Regions from separate parts of the Homo sapiens genome. Here region 1 is linked to region 2. A link is an interaction called in ENCODE POLR2A ChIA-PET data of the cell type or tissue named here. Cell type or tissue: endothelial cell of umbilical vein. All regions are shown on one strand. Region 1 overlaps RSPO4 (R-spondin 4). Region 2 has its middle 13 kb from the start of ZCCHC3.

What was found. Peaks named below come from ENCODE experiments on the same cell type or tissue, not always from the same donor. Only the 100,000 strongest peaks of a DNase experiment are listed, where the experiment ranks them.
Region 1: POLR2A ChIA-PET joins it to region 2 with 5 read pairs; 2 of 35 experiments call an interaction of 5 or more read pairs at or near these places.

The regions. Positions count from the first base shown.
Region 1 is chr20:983,032-988,031 of GRCh38, forward strand. The region is part of intron 1 of RSPO4 (R-spondin 4); the gene reads right to left. Among named protein-coding and RNA genes, the nearest start is that of RSPO4, 17 kb to the right of the region's middle. In endothelial cell of umbilical vein, no CTCF peak of the experiment used is centred here; no DNase peak of the experiment used is centred here.
Region 2 is chr20:308,309-313,308 of GRCh38, forward strand. No RefSeq gene overlaps it. Among named protein-coding and RNA genes, the nearest start is that of ZCCHC3, 13 kb to the left of the region's middle. RefSeq lists enhancers at 1,372-1,431, 2,181-2,260. In endothelial cell of umbilical vein, no CTCF peak of the experiment used is centred here; DNase peaks (open chromatin) are centred at 1,883 and 2,293; H3K4me3 peaks cover 929 bases; H3K27ac peaks cover 1,650 bases.

The DNA.
Region 1 (5,000 bases), 670 kb after region 2:
AGGAAGGGTGGGAGGAAACCTTCTAAGGGGAGCTGAAAGCTCGTTGATTCCTAAGATGAGCCCGAGTGAGAAAGGTACCAGGTTTTGAAGTTTGTTCTGCAAACGACCTTCTTCACTTTTTTGTGAAGTCCTGCAATCAACAGAGCTCAGGGCTAGGAATTAGGACCTTTGCTCCTGTCCCACCTTGGACTCAGACTCATTGTATGACCTTTGGCAGAGCACCTGGAGCTTCCAAGGGGTGGCAGAGAGTTGGGAATGCAGTTTCCTATCGGAAAAGCAGAGCCTTGGTCTTGATAAAGAACTTTTGAACTTTTTCTTAGCCAAGGGAGCCTTCCTTTTTGCAAGATGAAATGTGACATGAGAGATCGATTCCTAAAATGAATGAGTTGAGCTGCTTTGGCTGAGGCCAGGATGGGGGTGAGGGTGAGCATCTTGAGCTGTCTTTTTGGTTTCCTTTGCCTACTTCTAGAGGCAGCCTCTGAGAGCTTGGATACCCCCTAAGGAACCTTTGAACCCCAGAGTTCCACAGTGCTAATGGCTGCAAGGCAGGTGATATAATTTTGTGGGACTCTGGAGCCTGGGTTCATTCCCACACTAGCTTCTCTGAGCATTGGTTTTCCCGTCTGTAAATGGGGATAACGACTATGCTCACATGTTGTGACAGTGTGGTAAGCTGGTTTTGTGTGTGGCATGCCAAAACAGGGTTTGGCTGACATGGGGTGCACAGCAATGTGGGAGCTGCTAGCAGTTGTGGATCTCTTCTTTCACAGGCCAGACTGCCTCAACAATCCTGCAAGATGGGTAGTATTATCTGGTCTTGCGGACAAGGAAGCTAAGGCACAGAGAAGGTAAGTAAGTTGCCCAGATCCCATAGCTGGTGAGTGGCAAACTCAAAGCCAGGCAGTCTTAGTAACAGATAGTTATTATTATTTTAAGTACTGGGGAGAGTCTAGGCCCCAGAATAGGTCCAAAATAAATACCCTCCTCACCTTACATAATTAAGCTCTAAGAAAGCTTAGAAATAGGCCAGGCACGGTGGTTCACACCTGTAATCCCAGCACTTTGGGAGGCTGAGGCGGGTGGATCATGAGGTCAGGAGTTCAAGACCAGCCTGACCAAGACGGTGAAACCCCGTCTCTACTAAAAACACAAAACACCTGCACCAGGTGTGGTGGTGCGCACCTGTAATCCCAGCTACTTGGGAGGCTGAGGCAGGAGAATCACTTGAACCTGGGCAGCAGAGGTTGCAGTGAGCCGAGATCATGCCACTACACTCCACCCTGGGCGACAGAGTGAGACTCTGTCTCAGAAAAAAAGAAAGCTGAGAAATATAATCAGCTCCCAGTGCTGAGAAGACTTGGGGCCCCACTGCCAGTGAGCATCAGGAAAGGGGGCCAGGTCTAAAAGTCAGCGCTGACTGAGGCAGGTCCTTGGTCAGTGTGTCCCTGCCAGTGTTCCTGGGAAAGCCCCAGTTCTTCTCAGCCAGCACCCTGGGTACCTGGAGCTTCCAAGGGGTGGCAGAGAGTTGGGAATGCAGTTTGGGCCTCCAGCCCAATGCTCCATGCTCCTTGCCCAGTAATCACACCTGGCACAAAGTGAGCATCTTCAAGGACCCTATTCTGGGTCTGGTCTCTCCCCATGGGCCTTCTTCAACACTCAAATCCTAGTAGTACAAGGGAGAGAGCCCCAGATGTGGACTCTTGTCCAGTTCTGTGTGTCCTCAGGCAAGTGTCTCCCTGTCTCTGGGCTTCAGTTTCTCCATCTGTCAAATGGATGGTTAAACTCAGTGTTTCTAAAGGCCCACTGTTCACCCATCCATCCATCCATCCACCCACCCACCTACCCATCTGCCCACCCATCTATCCATCCCCATCCATCCATCCATCCATCCCCATCCATCCATCCATCCATCCATCCATCCACCCACCCACCCATCTATCCATCCACTCACCCACCCATCTATCCATCCATCCATCCACCCATCCATCCATCCACCAACCCATCTATCCATCCAATCACCCACCCATCTATCCATCCACCAACCCATCTATCCATCCACTCACCCACCCATCTATCCATCCATCCATCCACCCACCCACTCATCTATCCATCCATCCATCCATCCATCCACCCACCCACCTACCCATCTGCCCACCCATCTATCCATCCCCATCCATCCATCCATCCATCCACCCACCCATATATCCATCCACTCACCCACCCATCTATCCATCCATCCACCCACCCACTCATCTATCCATCCATCCATCCATCTATCCACCCACCCACCCATCATCCACCCAACCATCTATCCGTCCATCCATCCATTCAGCAGATATTTCTTGAATATCATCTATGTGCCAGGATCCTTTATTTATTAAAGTTAAAAGACAAATCACAGACCTGTAGAAACATTTTAGAAAGACATACAAAATCATACTGGATTGGAAATGTAAATTTCCCCAGGACTTTTGTTCACCAGTGACTCTCCAATGCCATGCATGGGGCCACATGTCTACTAGGTGCTCTGTAAAATGTTTATTGGATGTAAGAATGAATAGGACATATTTTGCTGTTCTAAAGAGAGCTGCCTCCGAGTCTGAGATTGGAGTCAGACATCCTCTCTAGGACTTATTGAGAGGGGGCCAACTATCTTTGTCACCCCCATCCCTGACCTGCCCCACTGCCTCCCCAGCCCATATAAGCCAGTTTCTAAAGAGGATCTAAGGAGGATTGGCCAGCAGTGACTGGGGCAGGGTAGGGCACGGCATGCCCCCAACTCCCAAGCCCAGGTGGGCTCATGGTTTGGAGGGGAGAAGCTATGAACCAGAGGGAAACAGGCATTCCATCCCTTGATTGAACTCACTCTTGTTGATCTGCCCTGTGTCCATTGGGAGTGAGTGGAGAATGAATGAGAAATGCAAAAGGGGTGGGGTCTGGCAGAGGCAGCCTGCATTGCCACCATTTGACCAATTTCCTGTCAATTTCCTATATTTGGTCAAGTGGACATTGAAGGAGGCTCTTGAGCTTAATCTAAGCCATGGTTTTCCAGCCCAAAGGGGCATGAGGCTGTTGAAGTGGGGATGGGGTAGTGAGGAAGCTAGGGTGATCTGAAGAGGTCAAGCTCGTGCTCCTTGCTCAGTAATCACACCTGTGTACCAATTAGGCACCTGCCACACGTGGGAGAAAGGGGAGGGCATGGATGGAGGCAGAGGAACATTTAGTCCCAGTCCCTCCCTGCTGCTCACTGGTGATGGCCCCAGAGTTTTCTAACACCGGGAATTGTGGAGGCCACAGCAGCATCAGGGTAGTGACAGCTGTCTCTATCCCCATTCCTTCTTCTGCTCCCCAACATACAGGGGAGAAATCAACCCAGAGGGAGGAGAGAAGAGAATGAGACAGCATGACATATCTCCCTACAGGGCAAATCAGTGGAGTCAGAAGCTGAGTCAGGCAGTGATGGGGAAGCAGTGATGGGAAAGGAGAGCTTCAAATCAGACCTGTATTTTAAAAATTCAGCACTGGACTAGGCTTTTTAATAGCTGAAAGTTACCAGAAAGCTTTGAGATCTGCCCAAAGTTATTAAGGATTGGAGTTTAAAAATACGACTGTGCATTGGGGGTGGGGGGTGGGGGGTGCATGGAAAGCATGCCATGTTTGTAACCCTCTGTTACAACTTCAGTATCATCATTAAGCCAGTTACACACAAAGTAAGCCAAGAATATCCTTAATACACAACGAGCTCCTATAAATCAATAAGAAAAAGGGGAATGATCCAAGTGTGTGGAGGGAGAATGGGCAAAGACATTACAAGGAATTTAAAAAAGAAAGACAAATAGGACAATAACCATACGCAAAGCTGTTCTACTTCCCTAAGAATTTTCAAATTGAAGATGAGAACAAGAATGAAATACCACCATGACCTACAAGATACGGAAACTGTAAAAGACTCCGGCACCCTCTTTTGAGAAGGCAATTAGGCAGAGTCTATTATCTGTAGCCTGAGGTAGTAACAGCATTTTACAGGAAGTGTCCTGAGTTGAGAGAGGGGTAGGCACTTGTTAGAAGCCACACAGTGAGTCATGGGAGGGGAGGAGCTAGAACTCAGACCTCTGGATGGGCACCTTTGATTCTTTATCTCCAGCCAGCTGGTCCTCTCTGTCTGGGCTAGTGCACAGCCTGGCCCCTGGCCCCTGTCTGGGTAGCCCAGGTCTGCTACATCCATTGCTGCACCCTGCTCTGGGCCTGAGGATGGTTGGGGCACTGCTATTCCAAATGACACATCTCTTATGATTACCCTGTCCTTCCTAGACAGGAAGCTTTCAATTAGTCCTGCTGGGCAGCAGCCTTAGAGGGTAGAGGTAGGACTCCAAGGTTTGGGATGAGACAAACCTGTTCTCAAATCCCAGCCCCACCTTTACTCCCTGGGACAGTTACTTAACCTCAGTTTGCTCATTTGTAAAAGGAACACTGTCCAGGTGCGGTGGCTCACACCTGTAATCCCAGCACTTTGGGAGGCTGAGGTGGGAGGATTACTTAAGGCCAGGAATTTGAGACCAGCCTGGGCAACATAGTGAGACCCTTATCTCTATGAAAATAAAAAAAAAAAATTAGCCAGGCATGGTGATGCGTGCCTATAGTCCCAGCTACTCAGGAGGCTGAGGTGGGAGGACTGCTTGAGCCCAAGAGGTCAAGGCTGCAATGAGCTAAGATCGTGCTATTGCCCTCCAGTCTGGGTGACAGAGAGAGACCCTGTCTCAAAAACAAACAAGATTAAAATGGACACAATCACCCACCCACTGAAAAGCTTGTTCCTTCCACAGATATTTATTGAGGGCCTACTATGTGCCAGGCACTTTTCAAGGCACTGCAGATACATCAGTGAATGAGACAGACCTTCCCCTCATGAAGTTTACATCCTAAGTGGGAGAGGGAGATCATTTCAGAGAACGACAGGGAATTGAATTTGGGTACACAGAGTGGCAGGAGGGAGGGCCTGG
Region 2 (5,000 bases):
CCCTGGCCTCTCCTTCAGCAGTTACTCGGGTGCAATGATATACTTATTTGTGCCATGGTTTGATTGATATCTGCCTCTGCCTCTCCACTTTGAGCTCCCTGAGGGCAGGAACCAGTCTCTTTTGGCTCACGGTTATAGCTTGAGCAATTAGCACTATGCCTGGCACAGAGTAAAGCCTAATAAATATTTATTGCATGCATGATCTAGAATCACTTGGCTGAGGTTACAGATTAAGACACGTGTCTACTTGTCCTTCTTTAATATACTTAACATACCTTAGCACTCTGTCATTGACACATACTGAACAAGGGCTTATTCATTCATCTTTTAAAAGCTAACTCACTCTTTTAGTTTTCCCACCTTTGATAAGGGAGGATAGGACCTGGGAGGTCAGGCCCTCGGTTTACTAGCTCATCCTCCTCTATTTCTCTGAGAGCATAAAATCACTGGAAGTCAGCCAGCATGCCCCATGGCACTGTGAGGCACAGGGGAGAAGCACCAGGCTCCTGGATTCTGAATGCGTGGCTTTGAAGCCTGGCAAGAGTGGCCCCTTCCCTGAGTCCCCCACCACCCCTCCCCTTGGGGCGAGGATTCTGCAGGCATGAGAAGTGCCCACCCAGAGTCTGTGCCTATGCCTTCTAGAACACGCTCTGATACCCGATAATTCCCTTCCAAAATGTCACTAAGTTAATTCACAGGGCTCTTTGTGGGCCTCATCCCTGGCTTCATCTCACCTGAGGGCAAACTATACTGCCTGATGCACATCTTATAGACCTGAGCCTTGGGCCTCAAGATAGCTGTTTGCAGGTGACAGCTAGGTGTTGACCCATGCATGCTAGCTCCATCACTGATGGGATGAGAGGTAGCTGGATAAGGGATGGATACAGGTTCCAGGGGACAGGTCTCCTTGGGCCTACACATTCTGGCACATAACTCCAAGGGTCTTAGAATTCTAATTTGAACATGGCCTTCCAGGTTGTTAGAGGATATATCCATCAAGGAAGAAAACAGAACATATTTCATTTAACACTTGCTGGACTGTTGTATAATTTCTAACTATAGAGACATATGGTATATGGGCCTCCAACTCTACTCTTGTTCTGAGCCCCACAAATGCCCATTTGGTTCTGTCATTTCTTTGCATAGACAAGCTACATAACCTCTCTGAACTTCAGTTTCCTGAGCAGGAAAATGGGTCTATGGTAATAACTACATTATCAGGGCTGGTGAGAAAATGAAATAAAATAATCCATGTCAAGGGCTTGAGAAGAATGCCCTCTGGCTGTCGTCTCCTATGACTTCCTGTATGATCTCCAAACTGCTCTCTTTGCAGGGTTTCAACACGGCTGCTCCCTCCTGCCTCCTTACCCACAGCCAATAACCTCCCCATTCTCTCCACCTAGTCAAATCCCACCGTCTTCAATTGTGATAATAGCTGGTTGATTGCACGTTTACTACGTTTCAGGCATTGTATTAAGAACTTTCCATGCATTAACTCAGTTCTGACACCAACTCGATGAAGCAGGCACTGTTTATTATTCCCCAAACACAAAGACACAGGGATCTGGAGACTGGAAGCACTGGCGGCTGCAAGTGGCAGGGCTGGCGGGGTGTGAAGCCGGAGAGGAGTCTTTCTGCAGTCAGGCCTCCCAAATCCCGGGATGGAATCAAGGAGCCTTTGGCTGTCCCACCCCTCCTCCTCCAAGCCCCCAAATCCAAGTCTGTTATATCCCGTCAGCTCTGCGGGCCTGCCTGTGACTTTCAGCCCAAGGGGGCGGGCACTTCGTGTCACGCCACGTTGTCCACATCATCGACCCTCCCTCCCCTTCTCCCCTTCCTTCCTTCCCTCCCTCTCTTCCTCCCATTGAGTGCCAGTTCTGTGCCAAGCTTTGCTGTTCAAAATGTTACGAGTGGAGAAGTCAGGGAAGGATGGAATTATAGGTGTTTCTTCTTCATACCTTTCTGTTTGGCTGATTTTTTTTCAAATGAGCACGCAGGCCCGGTTCCTCAAACCCACTTCCAATGTGGCATTGCTGGGTTGGTTTGGTCCAAGGAAAGCCCTGTCTCCTTAACTCCCAGCCCCCACGCCTCCTCCGCCGGCCCCCAAATCCAGGCCGCCCTGCCCCCTCCGGAAAGGGGAGTTGGGGGCGAGCGCCGAAATCTGAGTGGCTCTTTCAAGCCTCCGTTGCCATAGAAACCGGCCGCACAGGCCGATGCTGTCCATTACACCATCCTCTAGCCTCGCAGCCAATGGACTCCGAGCTCCATCGCCAGAGGCCCCGCCCCCCAGCTCTGGGGAGTCCACCAATCAGCAGGTCCCGTGACTTAGAGCCCTGCCCTCGGCCCAGGGACACCACCAATGCGCTTCGACCCTGCCCTCCTTCTCTTCGGTGTAACAAGAAGACTCGATATTTTTTTTTTTTTTTTTAGGAATTCTCCAGATCAGAAGGAATTGGCAGTAAGGCCTCTGTCAGCTGCACCCTGAATAATCTTTGGCTGCTATTTTATTTAAGGAGAGCAAAACTGTTTCAATTACGCAACAATATATACCATTCTCTACTAAAACAATTTTAGGAAATGAAAATGTAGGCAATGGGATGATATAGTCTGCTCTATATGAATGTCTTTCATTATAGGTATTTTAATTTAACTTAAAATGATCAAGGAACTAGTCATCTTTCCTTTGTATTTCAAATGCATACAAAATTAAAGATACCGAGTTTTTTGATGCAGAGTTCATGAGACATTGACTTAATTAGTTGGTAGGCAACTTTTACTGAACCATCTAATTCCTGGTTCAGAACATTACAACTGGAGGATAAATGAATATTTCTCTTAATCCATGGAAGAAATTCTGTTTTTGAGGCGGGCTGCGTAAATGGCTCTGACACTCTGGAGTCTAAATAAACCAAATGTGTTTTTAAAACCCGTTTGCCATTACAAAAAAAAAACTTCAATTTTTTAGAACACTTTTAGATTTACAGAAAAATTGTGAATATAAAGTTCCCGTCTACCCCAGCCACCCACCCTGTTTCTTTCATTATTATTATTATTATTGAGACAGGGTCCCGCTCTTTCACCCAGGCTGGAGTGCAGTGGCGCGATCTCGGCTCACTGCAACCTCCGCCTCCCAGGCTCAGGCGATCCTCCCACCTCAGCCTCCCAAGTAGCAGAGACTACAGGGGCATGCCACCAAGCCCAGCTGATTTTTGCATTTTTCATAGAGATGAAGTCTCGCCATGTTGCTCAGGCTGGTGTTTCTGCTATTAACATCACATATGGTATTGCAGACGCATGGTATATTTGTTCCAATTAATAAACCAATAATGATACATTATTTATTAATTAGAGTTCACAGTTTATTCAGATTTCCTTCGTTTTTACCCAACGTTCTTTTTCTACTCCATCTTTTTCTACTCCAGGATCCATCCAGCATGCCTCATCGCACTAGCTGTCGTGTCTCTCTGGGCTCCTCTTGGCTGGGGCGGTTTCTCACATAGCAACATGACATCACTGTTGGTGCTGCGTCAGGTTTCTCTACTGGAAAGTCAGTCTTCTTTTGCCCCTTTTCATACTGTACTCTTTGGAAGGAAGTCACTATGCTCGGGCCACACTTAAGTGAGGAGTTATGCTCTATCTCCTTAAGGTTGGAATAGCTACATAGATTATTTGGGATTTTTCTACACTGAAGATTTGTCTCATTTATTCAGTAATTTATTTATATCAGTATGGATTCACAGATAATTATTTAATACTTTAGGTTATAATCCAATACTATTTGATTTTGTTGCTCAAGTTGTTCCAGCTTTGGCTTTTGGGAGCTCTTTCGGTTGGCTCCCGTCTCCCTTTGACACACCCCTATTTTTGTGGGGTTTTCTCGTTGCCGTCAAGCACTTCCTTACTTTCTGGCACTACAAGATGCCTCAGGCTCATCTTTCGTATTTCCTGCCCCAGTCCTCAAATCAGCCATTTCGCAAGAGCTTTGATTGTTTCGGAGAAGGGTATTTATTAGAAACCAAGAACTGGGCGCTAGGTGCACTCATTGCTACTAGGGTGTCATTTATTTCCTTCCTCCCTCCCTCCCTCCCTCCCTTCCTTTTTGAGACAGAGTCTCACTCCATCACCCACACTGGAGTGCACACTCATGGCTACAGCCACGTAGCCATGGTAATGAAGCCATAACCTCACGAAGCTTCCAGTTTACACAATTAGAGGGTTAATTACCAAGTTGCCCAGCACTCTGCAGTGTGCTGTGTAGGCAATGCGGGGGTAAATTATCTGAAGAGAATTTAAAGACAATAAAAACTGCAGCCTAGACCTCCTGGGCTCAAGTGATCCTCCCTCCTTAGCCTCCTGAGTAGCTAGGACCACAGGTGTGTGCCACCACACTCAGCTAATTTTAATTTTCAATTTTTTTTTTTGTAGAGATAAGGTCTTGCCATGTTGCCCAGACTGATACAACTCCCGGCCTCAAGCCATCCTCCTGCCTTGGCCTCCCAAAGTGTTGGGATTACAGGCGTGAGCCACCACACCTGGCCTTGGGGTATCATTTCTTTTAAGCCTTCTCAACTGACAGAACAAAGAAATATATCTGTATATACCAATGTGTATATATATACACACATATCTATATTTCCATTTGTAACCATCTGTATATATATTAAGCTAAACATGAGTTCCTGTTTATATTTACCACTTGAATCCAGGGATCATTTGGCTTGCTTCCTGCTTGCTTATCTCTAAATTCCCACTCCAATAACGGGAAACCTGGTTCCCATCATCCACATCCACCATCCATTTACTTAATTGTTCAAGTCCAGTATACATGTGTAGGATTATCAAAATTGTTAACCCATACCCCTGTGGGAAACTTTATCAAGTAGAGTACATTCTTCTGAACACTTTCTTTTGCCTTTAGTGTTCCAGCAGACTCCACTTGTTTCTTTTTTCTTTTTCTTTTTTTTTTTTTTTTGAGACAGAGCCTCACTCTGTTGCCCAGG